5 separate regions of the Homo sapiens genome follow, and all the other regions are linked to region 1. A link is a contact called in ENCODE Hi-C or POLR2A ChIA-PET data. All regions are on one chromosome and are shown on one strand. The core of a region is the stretch at or near the end of the contact, and the rest is flanking DNA. Distances in the headings are between cores, read along the strand shown.

Region 1 (3,558 bases), core at 864-3,363:
AAATAATCCAAATCTAGACCTACCTACTAACTGCAAGTTACTAGGGAAAATGGAGAGCAAGCAGTTAATAAGTCAAATCCAGAACGTAGGTGTTCTACAGGACCTGGGACGGCAGGGAAGATTAAAGTGGGAAGATTAAACTGGGAAGATTAAATCTTTAATTAAAGATTAACGATTGTTATAGAATCTTAAAAAACCAACTGCAGCCGGTGGCCTGTGCCTGTAGTCCCAGCTATTCCGGAGGGCTGAGGCAGGAGGATCCCTAGAGTCCAGGAGTTTCAGGCTGTAGTGTGCAATGATCACACCTGTGAATAGCCACTGCACTGCAGCCTGAGCACACAGTGAGACCTCATCTCTTTTTTTGAGACAGGCTCTCGCGCTGTCGCCTAAGCTAGAGTGCAGTAGCTCCATCCCGGCTTGCTGCAGCCTTTACCTCCTGGGATCAAGCAATCCTCCCACCTCAGTCTCTTGGGTAGCTGGGACTGGAAGCTCGCTCTATGACACTGATTTTTTTATTTTTTGCAGAGATGGGGCTCAGTTTGTTGCCTAGGCTGGTGTCGAACTCCGAGACTCAAGCAAACCTGCCCCCTTGGCCTCCCAAAGTGCTGGGATTAAAGGTGTGAGCCACTGGGCCTGGCCGAAATCCCATCTATTAAAAAAAAAATGTATGAGGAGAGAGAAGACTAAATCTAAACTGAGATACAGTAATACTTAACACCAAGAGGTTCCAAGTATCTTTGACAGATACTAGTTCCACGTGCCAACAGCACAGAGCTGCAGCATTTTCTCCGGGTGTTGCTTTTAAACTGTGGTTTTCGGCCGGGCACGGTGGCTCACGCCTGTAATCCCAACACTTTCGGAGGCCGAGGTGGGCGGATCACCTGAGGTCTGGAGTTCGAGAACAGCCTGGCCAACCTGGTGAAACCTCATCTCTAATAAAACACAAAATTAGCCAGGCGTGGTGGCGCACACCTGTAATCCCAGCGACCCGGGAGGCTGAGGCAGAAGAATCACTTGAACCCGTGAGGCAGAAGTTGCAGTGAGCCAAGATCGCGCCACTGCACGCCAGCCTGGGCAAAAAGAGCGAAACTCCACTCAAAAAAAACAAAAACAAAACAAAAACACAACCAAAAAAACCTGTGGTTTTCAAGCTTTAAGGTATACAAAAATCACTGGGAGGTGTGCTCATTAAAATATATTTCTCTGAGCCCCATCTCGATACTGTCTGTAGGTTTCAGTGTGGCCCCAAAACGAACATTTTTTCTTTTTTTTTTTTTGAGACGGAATCTCCCTCTGTAGCCCAAGCTGGAGTGCAGTGGCGCGATCTCGACTCACTGCAACCCCCGCCCACGGATTCAAGTGATTCTCCTGCCTCAGCCTCCCGAGTAGCTAGGATTACAGGCATGCGCCACCACACACATCTAATATTTTTGTATTTTTACTAGAGACGGGGTTTCACCAGGTTGGCCAGGTTGGTCTCGAACTCCTGTCCTCAGGTAGATCCACCCACCTCGGCCTCCTGAAGTGCTGGGATTACAGGCGTGAGCCACCGCGCCAAGCCAAAACAAGCATTTTCAAACAAGCACTCAAGTGCCTCTAAGGTAGACTGTCCGCAGACCTAAAAACTAACTTAAAAACTTAAGACACGTCAATGTCATTCTACCCGGTTCCCTCTCTCCCACCTCCTTTCTCCAAATTGCCTCAACAGTCCTCAAATGTTGTGTCCAGTTAAACTCAATCCAACTACGTCGACTTTAGGTTTGTCACCTGTTGGCCAAAGTTACTTCACGTCACCCCACCTCCACTTTTATCTTCCGCGAGCCCTCATCCCACAACTCTTCCCCTCCCCCCGAGCCCTTCTTCCGCCTGGCGCGGCCTTCCCCACGCCGCCCGACCCACCTCTCAAGCTCCTCCCGCCCGCTACCCGCACAACTGGCGGTACGGCCGCCTGCTCCTCACTCTCCAGCTCCCGCTCCCGGCACCCCGCCGACGAAGGCCAAGAGCCACACCTTACGGCAGCTCCATGAGTCGCTCCCCCGCCGAGCCCGGGTGGGGGGAGGGGTGGCAGTCACAGATCCTAGGGCCTCGGCAGCATTTTGAAATGGCGAGTAATGAAGCCGCAACTTCCGGCCTCCCACACGGCCTCACACGAGGGCTTCCGGTGAGGCCTCCGGAAACCATAGATGGAGCAATGGGAGGACTAGAGAGCTAGAAAGGCTGAGCTCACTACCATAGAGTAGATCCTAGTCCGGGGAGAGAGTCGTGGGGCCCGAACGGTTGAAAGTCGTCAGATTTGAAGAGATAATAAGTGAGGGACTTGCAGGGTCTTGTGATATTTACAGACGTGTATTAGGAGATCAGAAAACAGAGAAGAGGAAGAGCTAAGGTCATAATCACAGGCTGCCTTCAGCTCTTCGGAAAAACTACGCTTCCTCTGCCATTCCCCAGTCCTCACCCTTACTCCCCAAGGGTGGTAGGGAAGGGAAACGGAGCGATGGCGGCACTAGGGTGGCAAGGAAGCTTGAAGCCATGTCAAATAAATAGTTGAAAGCACCAGCCGCTGTGGCTCACGCCTGTAATCCCAGCACTTTGGGAGGCCTAAGGCAGGCGGATCACCTGAGGTCAGGAGTTCGAGACCAGTCTGACCAATATGGTGAAACCCTGTTTCTACTAAAAATACAAAATTAGTCGGGTGTGGTGGCGCATGCCTGTAATCCCAGCTACTCAGGAGAATCGTTTGAACTTGGGAGGCGGAGGTTGCAGTGAGCCGAGATAGCGCCATTCCAGCCTGGGCAACAAGAGCGAAACTCCTCAAAAAAAAAAAAAAAAAAGAAAAAGAAATAGTTGAAGGCTCAAGGGAGTTTTTAACCTGCATATAAACGAGGGAGGCCGGGCGCAGTGGCTCTCCCCTGTAATCCCAGCGCACTTTGGGAGGCCGAGGCGGGCGGATCACCTGAGGTCAGCAGTTCGAGACCATCCTGCCCAACATGGCGAAACCCCCGTTTCTACTAAAAATACAAAAAATTAGCGGGGCATGGTGGCGGTCACCTGTAATCCCAGCTACTTAGGAGGCCGAGGCAGGAGAATCGTTTGAACCCGGGTGGCGGAGGTTGCAGTGAGCCGAGATAGCGCCATTGCACTCCAGCCTGGGCGACAAGAGCGAAACTGCATCTCAAAAAAAAAAAAAAAAAAAAAGAGGGAAAGGGTTGAGCATAGAAATTGGAAGCTGTCTTCAAATAACTGAATAGTATAATATTGGAAATAACGGAGCCTTATTCTCTTCTCCAAAGTGCAGAACTAAAACCAATAGAAATTACAAGGCAGTATTTTTAAGCTCAGAAAATCCTCTAACATTTAGAGTTGTTCTGAAATAAATGAAATTAGGTATTTGGGGGAAGTAATGTCATTTGAAGACAGCCTGCCTGAGAGGTTTGTTGAAAGCTCTTCTATATTAGGAAACATTAAAACTGGCTGTGTAACCCAAGAAAGCTCCATCTCAGTGTTCTTTGCACCTGTCTTTTAGCATTTACCACGTATTTTTTTTTTAGTTATTTGTGT
Region 2 (3,908 bases), core at 224-2,723, 720 kb after region 1:
GATGCCTCATGATAGCGACATCAATTTCCCTTAATTCTGAAATTAACTATTTTCAGGAAATCTCATTTAAACAAAAACATAGTGCATCATTCAACATTCATCATTTAGGACTGTGATTTGCCAATACAACCCAAAAAGTCAATTCTGGAAAGCCAACACAGACTCCGCATACTGGTCACAGCAAATGCTAGTTGAGCCCTTTCAGTTCTAACTAAAAGTAATACAACCTTTTAAAATGTGAGTGGCTGGAAAAAAATGCTTTGAGAAAAAAATTTTAAAACAAGGTTAAATGCTGCATTTTCAAAGTACTGTTTGTATTAAGAGTTAATTCAAGTTTAGTTTTCAGATATTTTTAGACTTGAGAAGCTTTTACAGCCTGTAAGTAACTCACAAGTTGTACGCTATAGAGATAGCAAAAAGTGAAATATGAACTTTAAACCACTTCCATTTTTCGATTGATCCCTCCCCTTCCCCCAATACCTACATACATTTACCCTAAAAAGCATCGCTATCTCTAGTTCCACAGCCTCTTTCTCAAGGTCCAGAACCAAGGCCTGGAAGATGTCAACAATATAGGCCTTCCCCATAGGAATCCGCACCGATTATGGGAGTTTAGGGGTGTTCTTCATTACGGTTTCACCAGTCCTACAAGGAGAACGGAAGTGTCCCTGTTGCTCTTGACTCCGACGCTGAGGGCCAGGGGTGGGAGTGTAATGAGAGTGGGGAATGGGTGTAGGATACCGGAATAAGGTCGGTGGCTTTCTGTATGTGGAGTTTGAGACAAGCTCCAAAGTACCGGGACCCTGGAGAGGAATGAGAGTAGGTAAATTCAGCGCCCGGCACTCAGTCTGATTGATTTAGGCAGTGAGGGTCCGCTCAACTAGAGAAACTGTTGCCCCGAAGAAAGCAATCTAGTGTCAGTTCTCTCTTCGGGATTCGGGGGAACAGTCGGTTTTCGGGGCTGCTCCGGGCTCCTCGAGATTAGCGAACACCGGATGTGGGGGAGGGGAGGAAGGTTGGCTGGGAAAGGAGCAGGCGCCGTGGGGGTGGGGTGAACGGGGTGGGGGTGGGGAGGATGGGAAAAGTGAGCGGGAGCCTGGGGCTCCCAGCCAGCCCCGGCGAGGGCCGCGACCGGGAGGTGGGGGGGAGGGGTCGTTACGGCGAAGCTGAAGGATCCGCTCTGACTTCCCGGGATAGGCCGCGACCCAGGGGCGAGGGGAGGCCGCTGCCACTCCCCTCGCCCTCTCCCCCACCTCCCCGGCCCCAAGCCACCCGGGAATCAAAAAAACGGGTCTAGTTACCAGAGAACAGAAACTTTACCGAACCGATGACACTATCCCCGACTCCCGCTTGCTGCCACGTCTTTCTTCTTGCTTGGCCGCTGCCGTCCGTCGTCCTCCCAGCAGCAGCAGCACTAGCAGAAAACCAAGACTGCCAGCGTCAAAGATGGCGCCTGGCTACAGGCTCCGCTCTAAGGCCCGGCCGGTAAAAGTGCCAGCACGACGCAGGGCGCGAGGATTCTGGAAGATGTAGTTCCTCTATGAGGCGATGCCTAAGATGGCTGCTCCGGGTCACAGGGTCACGTGACGGGGGAGGCGCTGGGTCGGGGAGTCCCTTCCCTTCAGAGGAATGCCTCGAAGCCGGCTTTCATAACGTTTTGTTTTTGTTTTTAAATCAAATGAGGTAATAAGCGGGAGGGCCGCAGGAACTGAGACTGCCATTCAGTAAGCGCTCAATTTATTCTTACCAAAGTGTTTGCTTAATGAGTAAATCTCCCAAACCATGTATACATTTAATTTAGAAATAAACTGTACTTTTCCTAAGCATGCAATGTAGAATGATTTGTTAGTTTATTTTTTACTTGAAGAAGTGAGATTGGGCTTTGGGGGGGTGTTTCTTTGATTTCTTAAAGCAAATTTGTGTATTGGAAAAGTAATTCATGCTCGTGACAAAATTCAGGAGAGTTAGTTGGAGGTCGCAATCAGCAGTCTCATCCCTGCTTCATTATTAACATTGTCCCTTATTTTCCCTTTTGAATGTTTTTACTTTTTCCCCCGGTTATAAAAGTAATACACGTGGCCGGTGCGGTGGCTCACGACTGTAATTCCAGCACTTTGGGAGGCCTCGGCAGGCGGATCACAAGGTCAAGAGATCGAGACCATCCTGGTCAACATGGTGAAACCTCATCTTTACCAAAAATACAAAAATTAGCTAGGCGTGGTGGCACGCGCCTGTAGTCCCAACTACTCGAGAGGCTGAGGCAGGAGAATCGCTTGAATCTGGGAGGCAGAGGTTGCATTGAGCTGACATCGCACCACTGCACTCCAACCTGGCGACAGAGTAAGACTCCATCTCAAAAAAAAAAAAAAAAAAAAAAAGTAAAAAACTTAATACACGTAAGTTTTTTTAGAAACAATACAGAAATATAGAGAGTAGAAAGTTAAAATCTCTATTAATCTCATTCTTGAGAAATAGCTCTCATTAACTTACCATATATCCTTTCTGGCTTTTACACTGAAAATATACTTAAATATATTACACATATAATAGGAGCCCAAGGTCCCCCTGGGGTAGTGGCTCAGCAGAACTCTAATTAGGTGGCAACATTTTACCTAACTTGGGTAAAGGATATAGTTGTGCTACTAAGAAAGGAAACACTTGATGATAAAGCAGATGGGACTTCAGGCACCTTTTATTTCCTCGTGTGCTTGTTCTTCCAGCTGCCGGGTTGGTGATGTGCGAGTCCCAGGCAGCCCAAGACTAGGAATTTATCAGAGCAGAGGGGTCCTGAGCCTCCTCATATCTGGGCTTTTATCTCCTTTCAAAGTAAGAACCACAACTTTAGAATCTTAGCTCCAATCTCTGCCTTACGTGACAGTGCTCTGGCATTGCCATGTCAACAGACCTAATAAGCAAGTTCCTGGTAGCCAATTTCTTTTTTTCTTTCTTTTTCTTTTTCTTTTGTTTTGGTCTTCATTTTTTTGGTCTGTGTGACTCTTACTGGTAACCAATTTCTGTCTGTGCCACGACACCTAGGGTTTTTAAAATTTACCAGAGGGCTCTCCACATAGCTTAAGGGTTTTCCAACCTAGGACTCTCCAAGATGCAGTCCTGGCCTGACTAGTGTGCTATATAGAGTTTATAGTTATATTTCAGTAAACCTAAAGTATCATTGATTGTAAGATACACTTTTATTTTACAAGCCTCTAAGTGGAAGAAAAAAACCAACAACTGCCAATTAAACTGACAGGCCGGCCGGGCAGGGTGGCTCACACCTCTAATCCCAGCACTTTGGGAGGTTGTGGCGGGCGAACCACAAGGTCAGGAGTTCGAGACTAGCCTGGCCAACATGGTGAAATCCTGCCTCTACTAAAAATACAAAAATTAGCCCAGCACAGTGGCACGCATCTGTAATCCCAGCTACTTGGAGGCTGAGGCAAGAGAATTGCTTGATCCTGGGAGGTGGAGGTTGCAGTGAGCCAAGATCACGCCATTGCACTCCAGCCTAGGTGACAGGCTAGGAAAGGATGTACATCTTAGAATGAATGAAAATATGAACAGGCTAAAACTATACATACCGTTTTGCAATTTGCTTTTTTCACTTTACAATATATCTTGAATATCTTTTAATGGTCATCAGCACTTAGAGGCCTACCATATTCTTTTTTTTTTTTTTTTTTTTGAGACAGAGTTTCACTCTTGTTTCCCAAGCTGGAGTGCAATGGCACAATCTCGGCTCAATGCAACCTCCGCCTTCCGGGTTCAAGCTATTCTTCTGCCTCAGCCTCCTGAGTAGCTGGGATTACAGGAATGCACCACCACGCCAGGCTAATTTTGTATTTTTAGTAGAGACGGGGTTTCTCCATGTTGGCCAGGCTGGTCTGGAACTCCTAACCTCAGGTAATCTG
Region 3 (3,730 bases), core at 758-3,257, 790 kb before region 1:
GAGAGCAGGAGGCTCCGCATGAGGGTGGGCACCCTGGCAGTGACTCTGCCCGCGCCTCCATGGCTGACTGGCTCCGGCGTTCCTCCCGCCCCCTCCTGGAGAATGGGGCCAAGGTGTGCAGCTTCTTCAAGCAGCATGCACCTGGTGGGGGAAGCACCACCCCTGGCCTGGAGCGCCAGCATTCGCTCAAGAAGTCCCGCAAGGAGAATGACATGGCCCAGTCTCTCCACAGTGACACGGCTGATGACACTGCCCATCGCCCTGGCAAGAGCAACCTCAAGCTGCCAAAGGGCATTCTCAAGAAGAAGGTGTCAGCCTCTGCAGAAGGGGTACAGGAGGACCCTCCGGAGCTCAGCCCAATCCCTGCGAGCCCAGGGCAGGCTGCCCCCCTGCTCCCCAAGAAGGGCATTCTCAAGAAGCCCCGACAGCGCGAGTCTGGCTACTACTCCTCTCCCGAGCCCAGTGAATCTGGGGAGCTCTTGGACGCAGGCGACGTGTTTGTGAGTGGGGATCCCAAGGAGCAGAAGCCTCCGCAAGCTTCAGGGCTGCTCCTCCATCGCAAAGGCATCCTCAAACTCAATGGCAAGTTCTCCCAGACAGCCTTGGAGCTCGCGGCCCCCACCACCTTCGGCTCCCTGGATGAACTCGCCCCACCTCGCCCCCTGGCCCGGGCCAGCCGACCCTCAGGGGCTGTGAGCGAGGACAGCATCCTGTCCTCTGAGTCCTTTGACCAGCTGGACTTGCCTGAACGGCTCCCAGAGCCCCCACTGCGGGGCTGTGTGTCTGTGGACAACCTCACGGGGCTTGAGGAGCCCCCCTCAGAGGGCCCTGGAAGCTGCCTGAGGCGCTGGCGGCAGGATCCTTTGGGGGACAGCTGCTTTTCCCTGACAGACTGCCAGGAGGTGACAGCGACCTACCGACAGGCACTGAGGGTCTGCTCAAAGCTCACCTGAGTGGAGTAGGCATTGCCCCAGCCCGGTCAGGCTCTCAGATGCAGCTGGTTGCACCCCGAGGGGAGATGCCTTCTCCCCCACCTCCCAGGACCTGCATCCCAGCTCAGAAGGCTGAGAGGGTTTGCAGTGGAGCCCTGAGCAGGGCTGGATATGGGAAGTAGGCAAATGAAATGCGCCAAGGGTTCAGTGTCTGTCTTCAGCCCTGCTGAACGAAGAGGATACTAAAGAGAGGGGAACGGGAATGCCCGCGACAGAGTCCACATTGCCTGTTTCTTGTGTACATGGGGGGGCCACAGAGACCTGGAAAGAGAACTCTCCCAGGGCCCATCTCCTGCATCCCATGAATACTCTGTACACATGGTGCCTTCTAAGGACAGCTCCTTCCCTACTCATTCCCTGCCCAAGTGGGGCCAGACCTCTTTACACACACATTCCCGTTCCTACCAACCACCAGAACTGGATGGTGGCACCCCTAATGTGCATGAGGCATCCTGGGAATGGTCTGGAGTAACGCTTCGTTATTTTTATTTTTATTTTTATTTATTTATTTATTTTTTTGAGACGGAGTTTCGCTCTTGGTGCCCAGGCTAGAGTGCAATGGCGCGATCTCAGCTCACCTCAACCTCCGCCTCCCGGGTTCAAGCGATTCTCCTGCCTCAGCCTCCCTAGTAGCTGGGATTACAGGCGCCCGCCACCATGCCCGGCTAATTTTGTATTTTTAGTAGAGACAGGGTTTCTCCATGTTGGTCAGGCTGGTCTCAAACTCCCGACCTCAGGTGATCCACCCACCTCGGCCTCCCAAAGTGCTGGGATTACAGGCGTGAGCCACCGCGCCCCACCTAACCCTTCCTTATTTAGCCTAGGAGTAAGAGAACACAATCTCTGTTTCTTCAATGGTTCTCTTCCCTTTTCCATCCTCCAAACCTGGCCTGAGCCTCCTGAAGTTGCTGCTGTGAATCTGAAAGACTTGAAAAGCCTCCGCCTGCTGTGTGGACTTCATCTCAAGGGGCCCAGCCTCCTCTGGACTCCACCTTGGACCTCAGTGACTCAGAACTTCTGCCTCTAAGCTGCTCTAAAGTCCAGACTATGGATGTGTTCTCTAGGCCTTCAGGACTCTAGAATGTCCATATTTATTTTTATGTTCTTGGCTTTGTGTTTTAGGAAAAGTGAATCTTGCTGTTTTCAATAATGTGAATGCTATGTTCTGGGAAAATCCACTATGACATCTAAGTTTTGTGTACAGAGAGATATTTTTGCAACTATTTCCACCTCCTCCCACAACCCCCCACACTCCACTCCACACTCTTGAGTCTCTTTACCTAATGGTCTCTACCTAATGGACCTCCGTGGCCAAAAAGTACCATTAAAACCAGAAAGGTGATTGGAAGCAGGCCCTGCTGTTCTCTTTGGTGACTGAGGTGGGGAGGGATGGTGCTGAGCAGGTTTTTGAGCCTTCTCCTAATACTCGTTCCCCTAGGCTGCCAGGGATGGGAAATAGAAAAACTGCCGAATCAAAACAAACGTGAGCTCAGTAGCTCTGGCCTGACCCTATTAAGCACACAGGTGGGAAGGCCCTGGGCCCAGGGTCCCAGTTGCTCTTCCGGCCTTTGGCACTAAAGTAGAAGTGGATTTGGCAGATTATCCCACCCTGCCCCCACCACCTGCCTCCTTCTCCTCCCACCCCTGCTCCTGTCTGCTTGAGCCCTGCTCCTGCTGCGTAAAGACACCCCCACAGCCTTTATTCTCTCCCTCCTAAGAAATCCCCTTTACTCTGGTGCTGGGCAGCTTTTCCCCCCTCCGTCCTCACTGCCTGACTCCCAGAGAAAGCAAAGAATGCCTGGAATGTCCACCCCCACCGTACGCCAACTCCCTCAGCCCCCTGCAGAGCATTCCCCACACGCCTGCTCCATTGAGAAACTCCCAGGCTCCGAGGGCTGGGGATGAAAGGGAGGATGAGGACAAAGTGCCGGCCAGCAGCCGGCTGGCTCTGGCTTCAGGCAGCCTCCCTCCCCCACCCCGACCCACTCTGGTAGTCACAGGAGGCCTCCAAACGTCCCCAGCTCTGGCTCTGGCCCCACAACACACCTGTCCTGCCGGCTGTCGGTGCCTGCCCAGTGGAGCGCGTTGGACCTCCCCTCCCACACCTGGAGAGCTGAGCTGGCAAAGTCACTAGTCTGCAAAGGAGATGGGGAGGGCAAGGCAACTATGAGGTCAAGATGGGAGAGCAAACAAGACATTGCTTAGGCGACACTGGAGTACTTAGGTCTTAAGTCTCTGAGGTCCTACTCAGTGCTGGAACTCTGGGCTAGACTCTGGGTAAACATGGAAAAAATCCAGGGGGTGGGTTTATCTCCAGAAGCTTAGAGTTCAGCTGTGGGGGTAGCAGTGCTCCTTTATTCATTCCTCTCATGAATCAAGCCCTTTTGTGTGCTAAGCTTAGTAGAAGACAGAGGTAATTGCTGTATCCCTGGTGCAAAAAAAAAAAAAAAAAAAACAGAGATCTTAGCCTCAAGGAGGTTACAGGCTGTGGGTAAGGTAGCATGCAATTCAGTGAGAAATTGTTATTGGTTCAGATCATGTTGAAAGGGAGTTTGGGGACGGCGCGGTGGCTCATGCCTGTAATCCCAGAACTTTGGGAGGCAGAGGTGGGCGGATCACAAGGTCAGGAGATCGAGACCATCACGGCTAACACGGTGAAACCCCGTCTTTACTAAAAATATAAAAAATTAGCCGGGCGCGGGGGCGGGCGCCTGTAGTCCCAGCTACTCAGGAGGCTG
Region 4 (3,579 bases), core at 171-2,670, 610 kb before region 1:
TGCTGGGATTACAGGCGTGAGCCACCGCACCCGGCTGCAAAAGACATACTTTATAAAGGTCCAAGGATAATGGAAATAGAAGACATTAATGTAATATGTTCTTGGGAACTAATTGGATACACCAAGTATTATCTTTGACTAGTTTCTGGACTTCTGCTTCATTCTGCAACCTGCAGCCAACTACCATGGTGTCCATCTATTATTAGGCGCTTTAAATAGCTCCTTAATTCACATTTACTCTCTTCAATCGATGTGTCAGACTGTGGGGGCCACTTAATTCCCATTCCAAATTCTTGGGAAAGGAATTTAATTGGGTTGAGCTTAGGTCAGGGGCTTACTGAAAGAGCAATCAACTGGGGCCCAGGGACAGGGTGCACTGTGTGAATGAGGCTGCTTTTTCTGCAAATTTGTCAAGTAGAGGCAGACTGGACTAGCTACATAATTTGCAGGGCCCTGGGCAACATGAAAATGCTGGGCTCCCTAGTTCAAAAGTTTCATTATTGTTTCCAAAAGTTTGCAATTGCAGACAATACTGCGATTAATAAACTTGTGTATGTGTATTTTTCCATTGTCGGAGACCTAGCCCGAGTACTATTTTCTGCAGCGAGCCTTTGACGTTGTTTCCTTTTTCTGATGAGCCACAGCATTTATAGTAGGAATTTGTTCATATAAAATTTGCTCTTTCGCTAGATACCAGTAACTGGACTTCTCTAATTGCTTTGGGTATTTCATTGGAGTTCTGTATGACTGAGCTCCGGGAAACTCAGTCCACCCCTCATTCCAATTCTTTTTCACAGTCTTTTTCACAGCGTCCCTGTCAACACTGTTTGGTAAAGGGTAAAACCTTAGATAATAAGGTTTTTATTATCTTAACACAGACAGGCCTAACATATGTTGTCGTACCTTTCTGTAGGATCAATAGCATATCTTTACAAATGAGAAATAATTTTCACGAGACCGAAACACCCTGCAACGCCACCTACATACAGGGTAAGTACGCGCCTTGGTGAGGTCAGCGGCGCTACACACCCGAGCACTAGGGGACGACCTTCCCTGGTTTCTTGCATTAGCAGGACTTGTCCGGAACCTTTCCTGCGGAGTCTGAGGTAGCCCGCCCGGACAACGCCGCTGAACACACAACAGGGCAAGAACTAGTAGGTTAACTGTATGCCTGGAATTTCTACCTCACCTACATGTTCCCGGAGCAAATAATCTTAAATTGTCGCGCTATTTAAAGTCCCTAGTGACGATAACATTGTTGTACCTCAGCAAAGATCATAATTAATTGTTTCCGAGAGAGTGTATGCTTGATTTTGGTCAGGCATATATTTGGGCAGCCCACCTGAAACGAACAAGGAAGGCGGGGGAAGAAAGCGGAAGCCGCGGGGCCTTCTAAGGCCGAAAGTCTTCGGAGCTTGCGCCAGTCTCTTCGCGGCGTCCACCACTTAGACGCAAGTTGCTGAAGCCGGCCGGGGAGAAGGTGTTGTTGCCGGAGCTGAGACCGGGCGGCCACAGTCCGCAGGGATGAACCTCGAGTTGCTGGGTGAGAAGGGCTGTGGCTGCGTTTTAGAGAAGCGTTGGGTACTGGAAAGGAGGGAACCCAGGCGGGAGGGGAGTCAGGCTGCAATCTTAGGGACACTGTTCGGCTATGGATCACTGGGCACACCTGATGTGGAGCAGCAGCGGGAGGAGGAAGCCCACCTTCTGCCCGAGTAGGTTGCATTGCCCCTCCCGAGGCCACTTTCATATCAATTATGGAGCGATGGGGACAGACAGTTTGTGACTTAGCTTTGATTATGAGGATCGCAGGTGTTGAAGTACCCAGAGCAGCCAGGACCAGAGTTGTTGGAGATGGAATTTGAAGAAGTGAGGCTTGGGATGAAGCTTTGAAGACTTGTCAGGGAATTGGGTGCCTGAACAGGTTAATCTTTTTGTAGAAAAGAGAAGTCTAAGGAGGGGACTTGGAGATCTTCTGGTAGAAGCTTCTCATTGAACAGATGAATAAAGGCTCAGAGGGTAATGGCTAGGCACTAAGCAAGTAAATGGCATAGTTGGCACTGGAATCCAATTATCCTAACTTTCTGTTTAAGGTCCTTTGCTAGGGACGGTGTGTAAAACACTGAGGTGTGAAATACGGAGGGAGTTGTCTTTTGTCGCCCTCACTTTGAGTCATTGCCTCCTTACCTCCTATCCAGATTATTTAAAAACTGTAGGTCCTTTCTCCTGGACTTCCATTAGGTGACATTTAGCATGGTATTCTAGGGGTAGCTGAGGTTTTCAAGGACTTCTGCACTACTTGCTGTTCCTAATGGTTAGGTTTCTCTTTTAAAAAAGTCAGAAGATATGTTAATTGTCAAAAGGGCTACAAAGATACATAAAAAATGGTCTTTGCCCTTAAAGAGCTTTTCATTAAGCAGGGAGTTTAAGGTGATTATGTAAAATAGCTGTAGGATATTGCAGAATGTAGGCAGGCCTGAAAGAGTCATTACCAGTTGCTAAGAATGTTTGGAACAGAGAGTGAATGTCTTTGGGGTAAAGGAAGAAGTCAACCAGGAAAAACAAACCCCCCAAACCTGTGGAGGAGTTGGAGTTTTAAGTGGACTTTTTTTTTTTTTTTTAAGACAGCCTCGCGCCGTCGCCTAGGCTGGAGTGCAGTGGCACAGTCTTGGCTCACTGCAACCTCTGTCTCCTGGGTTCGAGTGATTCTCGTGCCTCAGCCTCCTGAGTAGCTGGTACTACAGGTGCGCACTGCCATGCCTGGCTAATTTTTGTATGTTTAGCAGAGATGGGGTTTCACTGTGTTGGCCAGGCTGGTCTCAAACTCCTGGCCCCAAGCAATCCACTCACCTCAGCCTCCCAAAGTGTCCGGCCTTAAGTGGATTTTTAAGGTTGGTAAAATATCAACAGGCTGAAGTATGAAAATATGGGAGGGATGTTCAGTAGGCATCAGTGAGAGAAGACCTAAAGAATTTTCCTGCTTGGCCAGGTTGTGGATAAAGAGAATGCCAGGGGATGGGATCGGTGCCATCTATTTTGTGTTGGTTCTCGAATGCCTAGCTCAAAAGTTTGGGCTTTTTAGGGAAGGTAGGGTAGATCCATTGAAGGATTTTGACTTAGTAACTCAATCAGAGCTATGAGTTTGTAAGGTTTGTCTGACAGCAATGTGGAGTTGAGTTTTGGAGGAGTGTAAAACCAGTTTGGAGGGGTAGATTATATGAGTGATGAGGAAGGCCTGAGCTAGGAAATAGAAAAGACATTGAGGAGGTAGGGATGACAAATTTGAGAATAGATTGCATATAGTGCTGATGAGTAAGAGAGTGACGTGAAAAATGGTGAGAGCAAATAATGATGCTGTTGATAAAGTGTAAGGTCATTGGAAAAAGACAGCTTTGGAGAAGCTGAATGTGGTCTAGGGGTCAGGAGACAGGTTTGGATTTATGGGAGAGATTTGTATTCTTTCAGATGGGCTCATTGAAACCTTGTGAATAGAGGACATGATCTAGAGAAAAAGTGGGAGGGGGAGAAAAGAAAATTGCCAAGCACACAATCTGTAGTTAGAGGTTAAGAGGAGGAATAAGT
Region 5 (3,417 bases), core at 545-3,044, 700 kb before region 1:
AACAGTGGTTGCCTCCTGGGAGGGGAACTAGGTGACTGGGAGGTGAACAGAAAAACTAAGAAAGACTTAGTTTTTCCTTATATATCCTTTGCACCATTTGAATTTTATACCACATTCGTGTATTACTTATTTTGAAAATAAATGCAAAGTACTAAGGAATAGTTTTTAAAAGGGTGGGCTTTGTGATATTTACCTGAAATAATGCCCTCTCTGATTACTTCCACCTATCTAAATTTTGCCCCTTCTTCAAGATAGATTCCTTTTCTGGATAACTCCAGCTTGAGTGCTCTTATCTGATCTCCTGTGCTAGAAATTCGTGTGTGTGGCAAATCATTACACATTGCTTTCTTACAGCTCTTCTATTTTAAAAATAGTATCTACTTTGTATTAAAATTCCCATTTTTAATTTTCATTTCTATTTTACTGAACCTTTGGGGATTGCATGGGGAATATAATCTTGCAAAAGAAGAATGGCTGATGGAAAATACGTGACCAAGTAAAAGGCAGAAGGGGGAGTGGGTAAATGGGAAGGAGCATGAGGCTCCCTCCTTGCAGTCAGCCCTCACAGACATTTATCAAATACAGATTCATTTGAATTAGTGACCCCTTTTTATAAAATGCTAATGCCCCTGGAAAGGTAAGGCCTTCACATCTTACAACAATTAATCCAAATATCACGACATCATTTGGCTAAGAACACCTGGGTGTTCTGCGATGAGAGGTCAGGAGAAGTAAAATTTCTGAAGCAGGACTCACAAAAATTTAAAACCAAAAGGGCTTAAAGATCTGCCATTCTAAACCCTTACTTTATAGAAGATGAAACGGGGTCTTGCCCGAGATCACAATGCAAGGTATAGGAAGAGTCCAGATCCAAACTCAAATCTCCTCTTAATTTCAGTCAAGGAACTACATCATGTAGCCTATCAGAGAAGAAGTCTGGCCTAGGTAAAAGACGGTGTCTTTCTATAGCAAGAAAGATACAGATGGGCTCTGTGCCTGGTGAAGAGGGGAGAGATAATTCAGGAAGCACAAAAGAGGTGACGTCAAGTTTTGCCCCCTTTGTAATTGTGTCCAGGAGTCTGTGACTGTGTGTGTCAATGAAAGTCCTCCATATTAGCAGAAACCAAGTTAAGATAATCAGAAATAGTTTGGAAGGCTACAAACCTCAACTTCCCCTTACCCAGTCCGGTCTCCCTACTTCAGGAACCCACTGAAGTTCAGCTTACAGCTCTTGTTGATCCTTTCACACCCTTCCTTTCCAAGTCTGGAGAAGGAAAGTTGGAAAAGGGGAACGCAATGCAAATATAAGAGATTTCCCTATTTCCAGGGTACTTTCAGCCGATTTCCAGGGTACTTTTAGCCGATTCCCCAGTATCTACTGTATCCGAAACACTAGAGAGCCACTTAGGGTAGCCATGGAGATGACTGTCTTCAGTCTTGTTTCCTTCCTTTTCTCTACTATTAACATCTTTCGCTACGATTTCGGTAAGGCCCCCCCACTTCTGCTGGCACTCAGGTCCTGCAGCTCCTCCCTCTCCTCAGGGACGCTCATAGAGGGATTAGGAACACTTTTTAAAATGAAGAGAGCGCGAAAACACAAGAACGAGTGAGGGTTTTCTCCAAAAGGGATCAGTCCCATCCACAGCCTCCCCTTCTCCAGCCTTGAGGTTTTGGCGTTTGGTCCCAGCCCGGACTGCAAGTCCCAGGAGACCCCGCGGCGAGGGTGTCCTCCAGCGATCCTTCCCTCACGCTTCTGGATAGTGGAGAGAAAGGTTCCGATAGCGGCGCACTGCGGTTTGGTTTGTTTGCAACGGCAGTGACGGAGGTTGGGAGCCAGGCTGACTGCAGGCGGGGGCGTCAGGAGGCGGATTCCTCCTCCCTTCGGCACTGGGGGGCGGGGAGGAGGGAGGCCGGGCCTGCGGCCGGGGACCGAGCCGCAAAGACAGAGCGGGCAGAGGCGATGGAGGGCGACGGGGTGCCATGGGGCAGCGAGCCCGTCTCGGGTCCCGGCCCCGGCGGCGGCGGAATGATCCGCGAGCTGTGCCGGGGCTTCGGCCGCTACCGCCGCTACCTGGGACGGCTGCGACAGAACCTGCGCGAGACCCAGAAGTTCTTCCGCGACATCAAGTGCTCCCACAACCACACTTGTCTCTCCTCCCTCACGGGCGGCGGCGGGGCCGAGCGCGGCCCTGCAGGCGATGTCGCCGAAACCGGGCTGCAGGCGGGTAAGGAGGGCAGCCCGGAGGGAGAGAGGGCAGGAGAGGCAAATCGGAGGACGGACCGCACCCCTGCCCTGCAAAACAAGCCCGAGTCTTCTCGGGCAGGCGGAAAGGGGCAGTCGTGTCGTGTGGCCGGGTCCCCGGGCATGGGCCGGCCGGATCTGGGATACCTTGGGAGGGCATCCTTCTGAGGAGGGGAGGAAGGGGCCCGCTGGGGGACCGGGAGCCAGGGGCAACCGAGGGCCGGAGTTCCCGGAGCGGGACCCCGGGGACCGGGGTGTGCGCTGACGGACCTGGGGCGGGCCGGCGTTCGGAGAGGGTAGCAGTTAATCCGAGGAGTGGGGAAAGTTGCTCTGAGTTGGGGGCGGGCGCGTGCGCCGTTGTGGGTCAGAGCCCCAGTTTAGAGATGGAGCAGAGGCGGCAGCGAGTCCCGGGAGTCCGAGGAGGCCATGGGACTGTAGTCGGGTGTGTGGGTTTGATGATGTATGTGAAATGTGTTCACACCAATCATGAGGCAGCTCTGTGAAGAGGGGACATTCTCTAAATAGGGTTGGGGGTCGCCAGAGGAAATCATATCTGATGGGTGCCACGGAATTGCCAGAGATGTTGCTCATGCTTAAGGTGAAGAAGAGAGGGAAGGGATCATTTTGGTCCTGAGCCAATGGAGAACTAGCTACTCTTGTTCTTTCTTGCATGATTCTTTCTAGGATGTGCCAGAGGCCCCCAAACACTTAAAATCGTGCAGTCTTTAATCTTTCCTAACGTCTTGCTTCCTTTTAAACTGCTGTTGGTGGGGAACTGGAGGATTTGTTAACTACTGCGTCTAATTAGGAAATAACTTTAGATTGGAAGGGAGAAGGGACTGACATTCCACGTAGATAGATATCTTGGGGACAAAACAGCAAAGAAGTCTGTGGGTTTAATTTAGTGATTCTCAAACTAAAGTGTGTATTAAACTCACCCCAGGGGCGTATTAAAAATGCCATGTCTCGTGCTCTAGCTCATAAATTCCTATTGAATAGGTGTGTGAAGTGGGTCCTAAGAATCTAATTTAACATGAAAAGACCCTGAAGAGGCCGGGCGCGGTGGCTCACGTCTGTAATCCCAGCACTTTGGGAGGCAGAGGCGGGGCGGATCACTTGAGGTCAGGAATTCGGGACCAGCCTGGCCAACATGGTGAAACCCCGTCTCTACCAAA

Evidence for each region. A loop is a pair of places that touch in the nucleus more often than their neighbours do. ChIA-PET counts read pairs that join two places held with the same protein, here RNA polymerase II (POLR2A). Pooled maps may share reads with other maps.
Region 2: a map of dorsolateral prefrontal cortex shows a loop between it and region 1 (7-fold over the local background). The contact joins the promoter of ZBED6 here to the promoter of MDM4 in region 1. A Hi-C loop is called at or near these places in 4 of 168 maps with a recorded cell type or tissue (ascending aorta, dorsolateral prefrontal cortex and naive thymus-derived CD4-positive, alpha-beta T cell), 2 of 37 single-sample maps with no recorded cell type and 13 of 50 pooled maps. POLR2A ChIA-PET finds 5 or more read pairs at or near these places in 3 of 52 experiments (OCI-LY7, WTC11 and activated CD4-positive, alpha-beta T cell).
Region 3: POLR2A ChIA-PET joins it to region 1 with 15 read pairs in activated B cell. The contact joins the enhancer-like site here to the promoter of MDM4 in region 1. A Hi-C loop is called at or near these places in 1 of 168 maps with a recorded cell type or tissue (OCI-LY7) and 5 of 50 pooled maps. POLR2A ChIA-PET finds 5 or more read pairs at or near these places in 2 of 52 experiments (activated B cell and naive thymus-derived CD4-positive, alpha-beta T cell).
Region 4: a loop to region 1 is called in a map of PC-9, with 37 times the contacts of the local background. The contact joins the promoter of RBBP5 here to the promoter of MDM4 in region 1. A Hi-C loop is called at or near these places in 5 of 168 maps with a recorded cell type or tissue (CD8-positive, alpha-beta T cell, PC-9, gastrocnemius medialis and 1 more), 8 of 37 single-sample maps with no recorded cell type and 13 of 50 pooled maps. POLR2A ChIA-PET finds 5 or more read pairs at or near these places in 6 of 52 experiments (MCF 10A, WTC11, activated B cell and 2 more).
Region 5: a loop to region 1 is called in a map of naive thymus-derived CD4-positive, alpha-beta T cell, with 4 times the contacts of the local background. The contact joins the promoter of DSTYK here to the promoter of MDM4 in region 1. A Hi-C loop is called at or near these places in 1 of 168 maps with a recorded cell type or tissue (naive thymus-derived CD4-positive, alpha-beta T cell) and 10 of 50 pooled maps. POLR2A ChIA-PET finds 5 or more read pairs at or near these places in 3 of 52 experiments (AG04450, BJ and activated T-cell).

The regions. Positions count from the first base shown.
Region 1 is chr1:204,514,961-204,518,518 of GRCh38, reverse strand. It overlaps MDM4 (MDM4 regulator of p53), which reads right to left and starts at 2,113. Exons shown (of 11, transcript NM_002393.5): 1 at 2,010-2,113. RefSeq lists enhancers at 1,841-2,120, 2,151-2,230, 2,241-2,370, 1,809-2,719, 1,660-2,859 and 1 more.
Region 2 is chr1:203,793,188-203,797,095 of GRCh38, reverse strand. ZBED6 (zinc finger BED-type containing 6) reads right to left here and starts at 1,473. Exons shown (of 17, transcript NM_001395895.1): 1 at 1-1,473. ZC3H11A (zinc finger CCCH-type containing 11A) reads right to left here and starts at 1,473. Exons shown (of 18, transcript NM_001376342.1): 1 at 1,302-1,473. RefSeq lists an enhancer at 1,353-1,772.
Region 3 is chr1:205,300,673-205,304,402 of GRCh38, reverse strand. It overlaps NUAK2 (NUAK family kinase 2), which reads left to right. Exons shown (of 7, transcript NM_030952.3): 7 at 1-2,340. The coding sequence ends at 953. Among named protein-coding and RNA genes, the nearest start is that of NUAK2, 19 kb to the left of the region's middle. RefSeq lists enhancers at 1-380, 1,234-2,085, 2,086-2,938, 2,728-3,022, 2,939-3,730. Within about 2 kb of position 2,007, at least 16 of the 41 ENCODE cell types and tissues checked have a DNase peak (open chromatin) inside an H3K27ac peak, as active enhancers do; they include OCI-LY7, where a contact is called at or near this core.
Region 4 is chr1:205,119,819-205,123,397 of GRCh38, reverse strand. RBBP5 (RB binding protein 5, histone lysine methyltransferase complex subunit) reads left to right here and starts at 1,420. Exons shown (of 14, transcript NM_005057.4): 1 at 1,420-1,543. The coding sequence starts at 1,525. RefSeq lists a silencer at 443-737 and enhancers at 1,099-1,318, 1,459-1,638, 2,802-3,360.
Region 5 is chr1:205,210,079-205,213,495 of GRCh38, reverse strand. DSTYK (dual serine/threonine and tyrosine protein kinase) reads left to right here and starts at 1,794. Exons shown (of 13, transcript NM_015375.3): 1 at 1,794-2,225. The coding sequence starts at 1,961. RefSeq lists silencers at 1,865-1,994, 2,415-2,464.